Linked DNA regions of Homo sapiens: region 2 is linked to region 1. Evidence: read pairs that join two places in POLR2A ChIA-PET (ENCODE). Cell type or tissue: GM12878. All regions are shown on one strand. Links, peaks and the distances in the headings refer to the core of each region. The heading gives the core; the rest is flanking DNA. Region 1 has its middle 52 kb from the start of WSPAR. Region 2 overlaps FSTL4 (follistatin like 4).

Evidence for each region. Peaks named below come from ENCODE experiments on the same cell type or tissue, not always from the same donor. Only the 100,000 strongest peaks of a DNase experiment are listed, where the experiment ranks them.
Region 2: POLR2A ChIA-PET joins it to region 1 with 5 read pairs; 2 of 35 experiments call an interaction of 5 or more read pairs at or near these places.

The regions. Positions count from the first base shown.
Region 1 is chr5:133,859,789-133,862,704 of GRCh38, forward strand. No RefSeq gene overlaps it. Among named protein-coding and RNA genes, the nearest start is that of WSPAR, 52 kb to the right of the region's middle. In GM12878, for the core only: no CTCF peak of the experiment used is centred there; a DNase peak (open chromatin) is centred at 1,743; H3K27me3 peaks cover 262 bases.
Region 2 is chr5:133,529,913-133,532,828 of GRCh38, forward strand. The region is part of intron 3 of FSTL4 (follistatin like 4); the gene reads right to left. Among named protein-coding and RNA genes, the nearest start is that of FSTL4, 81 kb to the right of the region's middle. In GM12878, for the core only: no CTCF peak of the experiment used is centred there; a DNase peak (open chromatin) is centred at 1,432.

The DNA.
Region 1 (2,916 bases), core at 324-2,823:
TCCATAGCGGCTGTAACAAATTACCAAAAATGTACTGGCTTAAAATGACACAAATGTATTACTTTACAGCTGGGGAGGTCAGAAATCCAAAATGGATCATACAGAGCTAAAATCAAGGTGTCGGCAGAGATGTGTTCCTTCTGGAGTCTCTAACAGAAAATGCGTTCCTGGCCCTGTCCAGCTTCCACAGGCTGCCCACATTCCTTGGGTCTTGGTGGCACCATTCTGAACTCTGTTTCCATTGTCACATCTCCTCTGACTCTGACACTCTTGCCTCTTTTTTTTTTCTTCTTTTTTTTTTGTGAGACAGAGTCTCACTGTCACTCAGGCTGGAGTGCAGTGACGCGACTCACTGCAACCTCCACCTCCTGTGTTCAAGTGATTCTCCTGCCTCAGCCTCCCAAGTAGCTGGAACTACATGCATGTGCCATGACGTCCAGCTAATTTTTGTATTTCTAGTAGAGACAGGGTTTCACATGTGGCCAGGCTGGTCTCGAAATCCTGACCTCAAGTGATCCGCCCACCTTGGCCTCCCAAAGTGCTGGGATTACAGGCATGGGCCACCACACCCAGCTGCCTGTCTCTTAAAAAGACCCTTGTCATTTCATTGGACCCACCTGGATAATCCAGGGTAAGTTTCCTGTCTCAAGACTCTTCACTTGTTCACATCTACAAAGTCCCCGATGCTGTGTAAGGGAACCTATGCACAGTTCTGGGGATGAGGAAGTGGACATTTTGGGGTACATGATTGAGCCTACCATAACAGGATTCCTCCTTGGTCTCTGAGCCTTCTCTTCCCCAGTCAAGGCTGTTCCCTGTTCCTCCCACCAAAGAATTCCTTTCCAGGCTGGGCATAGTGGCTCATACCTGTGATTCCAGCACTTTGGGAGGTTGAGGGAGGAGGATTGCTTGAGCCCAGGAGTTTGAGACCAGCCCAGACAAAAAGGCAAGACCTTGCCTATACAAATTTTTGTTTTATAATTAGCTGGGCATGGTGATACACACCTGTAGTCCCAGCTACTTGGGAGGCTAAGGCAGGAGGATCACTTGAGCTCAGGAGTTTGAGGCTGCAGTGAGCCATGATTATGCCACTGCACTCTAGCCTGGGTGACAAAGCAAATCTCAGCTCAAAAATGAAATGAAATAAAATAAAATAAAATAAATTGATCTGAAGGCCACCTCTCCTCTCAAGGTTCTCCATGTCTCTGCCACCTGATTCTTTAAAACATCAGGCTGAGATAGGAAATCTTGACACTGTATTCCCACAGGACTGAATTTAATAAGTGAAGATTTTGGTTCTCACACATTCCGCAACACTTCAGGAAAACAAACAACATATCCTCCCCACATCTCTAACACTGATAGCAGCATGAAAATTCCTACTTCCTGTTCCAGTAGCTACGAAGTTGCTCACATGAGAAAAGGTGAATTATTCAGTGCGGTGTTTAACTAGCATTTAATATTTGATCAATTAGCAATTGATCCGTTTCCTAACAGTAGGATGTCCCTGGCTGCTGTCACAGGATGAATGAGGCTCGTTTCAGAAGGTGGCTGTGGGTGTGGGCTCGCGTGTATGCAAGTGTGTGCACATGCATGTGCAAGGGGAAGAGGTGCACACACACACCTGTGACCTGTGCATGAAACACAGAAGCACAAGCAGCCCGTGTTGAGAGTTGAGGAGAGCGAGGAGAGCAGGGCTTCACAACTTAGCAGAGTAGACGCCTCCCTGGGAATCCCCTGCCTTGCCAGCTGAGCACCCACAGGGCCACCTATGCCCAATCAGCTTGCATCACTGCCACCCCCACCATGGCTTTGGCAGCACCATGTGGGCACACAGCACAAAACTAGCATAGGATCAAAGCAACAAGTGATCCAAACTTGGGGGGCTCAGGGAAACCTCTACTCCCAGATGTCCTGTAGGTTTTGACTCAGGACCAGTCCTTGGCTCCCACCTGCAGCCAAGCCAGGACTGTGGAAGAGTTTAAGATCTGATGTAAATGTTCTTTGTCCCAACAAAGGAATTAATGAATCACCCTCAGATGGATTGTCTCCTGCTTTGCCAATTGTCACTTGTAGGAAACTGAATACTTGCTTTGATCTTCAGTTTCTAAAATGAGAATGTTACCTACAAAACCAGTCCCCCCCAGAAAATGAGGTCTTTCCCTCTTTGGTGCCACAAAGCCAATACACAGATCCAAAAGTGAGCATCAAGCAATACAGGCTTTATTTCATGGCTGTAGAACTGAGAAGCAGGAGGGGCCAGGCGCGGTGGCTCACGCCTGTAATCCCAACATTTTGGGAGGCCAAGGCAGGTGGATCACAAGGTCAGCAGATCGAGAGACCATCCTGGCTAACACGGTGAAACCCCATCTCTACTAAAAATACAAAAAAAAATTAGCCGTGCGTGTTGGCGGGCGCCTGTAGTCCCAGCTACTAGGGAGGCTGAGGCAGGAGAATGGCGTAAACCCGGGAGGCGGAGCTTGCAGTGAGCTGAGATCGTGCCACTACACTCCAGCCTGGGGGACAGGGCGAGACTCCATCTCAAATAAAAAAAAAAAAAAAAAAAAAAAAAAAAAGGCCGGCCGCGGTGGCTCATGCCTGTAATCCCAGCACTTTGGGAGGCCAAGGCAGGTGAATCACGATGTCAGGGGTCCGAGACCAGCCTGACCAACATGGTGAAACCCTGTCTCTACTAAAAATAGAAAAATTAGCTGGGCGTGGTGGCGGGAGCCTGTAATCCCAGCTACTCAGGAGGCTGAGGCAGGAGAATTGCTTGAACCTGGGAGGCGAAGTTTGCAGTGAGCCGAGACCGTGCCACTGCACACCAGCCTGGGCAACAGAGCGAGACTCCCATCTCAAAAAAAAAAAAAAAAAAAAAAGAATTGAGAAGCAGGAGCTTGGCTTACAAATCAGCTT
Region 2 (2,916 bases), core at 302-2,801, 330 kb before region 1:
TCCTCAGAACACGGATCCAAACCAGTACATGAAGACGTGACTTTGTGTAACCATTTCTCTTTTCTAAGGCAGCGAGTCCAGCTTTTTGGAGTGTGACACCCAATTTGCTTGTTTGGATTTTGTTAGACTTTTTTTCTTTCCTGCCTCCAAATTCAGCTAAAACTGCTGTATTCTGTGTATTTGTTTTTTGTTTGAAGCAAATGGTTTTGAGACTTCTGTGCCAGCCCTTGAGACAGCTGGAGACACCCTGGGGTGCTGTAAAACCGACGGTGGGAATCACTGATCTCAGAGAGAAGAAAAAACAGTTCAGGGAAAACTAGCAAATCAGCATCTTCTGAAGCTGCAGCATGAGCCAAGAGCACTGCGGCCCTGGATAGCACCGTTAGGAGCCGCAGAAATGCCTCCCCACTCATGCTGGAATTCAAGGTTACAGCAGGTTAAAAACACCTTGCTGGACTCCAGGTGCCCACCTCAGCACCTTCGCTGCCTGCTCAGGGACATTCACAATGGAGCAGTTCTCAGGGCCCACGTGTAATCCTCAGTCACGTGACATGCATTGTGTGCTCAACACTAGCCTAGGTGCCTTGAAGACAAAGACAAGTAAATAAGCTTAAATGAAGCAAATCTAGTTTCTGCCTTCAAGGAGATTGTGGTGAGGAAGAAGATAAGACACAGGCATAATATCTTGCATGTGTCCTGGAGAACATATGAGTTTAGCTAGAAAGAGAACCTCATCTCCTCCAGCTAGAAATTGCTGTGTGGCTGTGCCACTTTTAGGTGGACCTATGGCCAGGGACCCTGCCCCGACAACAGGGACCCTTCACCATGGAGCCCCAAGATAAACAAGGCACATTGACAGAGGAGGGCCAAGAAACCCCTAACTAAGGGCTATACCCAGGCCCCACACCCCAGTGCAGAGACCTGGCAGGCTGAGCTGGGCCAGAGACTCAGACTCACACAGGCCCTGAGTGGGCTCTCCGTGGTCTTTCCCTCTAACACCCACAGACTCTGATATGGGATCTTGCCCCAGTGCCAAATGCTGCGCAAGCCTGGACCACAGTAGGCTGTGCCCAGACTGGACATGGGCCAGACTCACATCTAGAAGGTGGGACTGAAGATGAGGCTCGGCCCTGGATAGGGCCGATATTCTTCTTTGCCGGGAGAGCGAATGCAGAAAAGGATGGGCTCAGACACACGGACTGACCCCTCCTTGTGTCTCACTGGCTGATCATTGATGGGATGCTCTCTTCACACGGTTTCTTTCAACATCTTTCCATCGAAATCTTAGCAACCTTCTTGTCAACATGTTCCTTTAAAGCAATTGTTACAAGGCACCTCTTTGGAAGAATGTGCTGACCCCGTCCCCCAGTGGTATGAGTGAGGCATGAAAGGGGAGGAAGTGAGATGTCTGGGGCCCTGACTTTGGCCCTAATCTCTGTGGTCACCTTGTCAGAGAGGGACCCACATCATGAGTTTCAGGATTATTCTTACCCATGACTCATGAGGCCTTAAGCGTCCTACTTCTGCCGTGGAATATCCCCTGGAAAGACTGAGGGCCAGAGCTGAGTGTGGAGTGTGGATCCCTCCACACTGGCAGCAGCCAAGCCCCTCCACACTGCATTTGTTCCCTAAAAGAACATTTTTCTAAGCAGGCCTCTCAGCTCTGGGGAATGAACAGCGATGGAGTGAGCAACAAATTGTTTCATTTGCTAAGACTGTGAGCTACAACTTGCAATAAATCAGTGTGAAATGAGAAAGTAGAAAGGGAAAGATGATCCTTCTCCAATTGCCAGTCAAGCTTTAGTTTACAGCACCACAGGTTTGGTGATAGGGCGGAAATCATCAGACTCCTCGCTCACAGTCATATTCTCAAAGGAACCATACTGAAAGCATTCCAGTGAGCTCATTCCTGGCATCCATCCCCGTAGGACACAACCCTTCAATAATCTGCATGCCTTTACTGTGGGAAGGAAAACCAAGTACACTCCAGGTCAGGGATGGAACAGGGCATGCCTCACAATAGATGGAATAACGGCCCCACAGATATCCACATCCTAGGCCTGGTACCTATACATATGTTCTCTTACACTGCAAAACGGACTTTACAGAAGTGAGTGAGGTAAGGATCTTGGATGGAAAAATTATCCTGCAAGATCCAGGAGGGCTCAATACAATCACAGGTCCTTCTAAAAGAGAGGCAGGAGGGTCACAGTCGGAGAAGGAGACATGATGACAGAAGTAGACAAGTAGACGTCAGAGTGATGTGGGGCCACAAGCCAAGAAGGCAGGTAGCCTCCAGAAACTAGAAAGTGCAAGGAAATAGATTCTCCCTTAGAGCATGTAGAAAGAAGAACTGCCTCTGCACTTGTTGGCAGCCCCATAGGCCAACTATTATAAATAACTTCCAGGAATCTACAGTCACCACAAAATGCCCCACATTATCCCCTCCATGCTGTGTATTTTCTACATTCCTAACATAGAGAATTATGTTCAATATCATCTCCAGATCTGATTGGGAATAGAAACAGCTTCCTTTTTGGTTGTGTAGGCACACGGCAAAGCCTCTATTGTAGAACAAGGCCAGGGAGGGAGGTATTCCGGTTAACCCAGGACACTGGTTACTTAAGAGCTCCCAAGGAAGACCCTGCTAGACAGAACAGAGGCCCCTCTCATGAGCCACTCATAAACAGGACTCTGGGCGTCAGAACCAGGCCTTATCTACCCCATAAGGACTTCTGATTCTCTGAACACAACAGGACAAAAATGTACATTGCACGGTAAACATACGCTGGATTTGCTCTGATAACCAAGGTCAGAGCCTCCTTTAACAACATCAGTAGGGGCAATGTCACCTGTGGCCATCCTGGCTCAGAAAGGCCGGTCACAGATGGGCTGGCCAGCCAGAGTCCTAGAGTA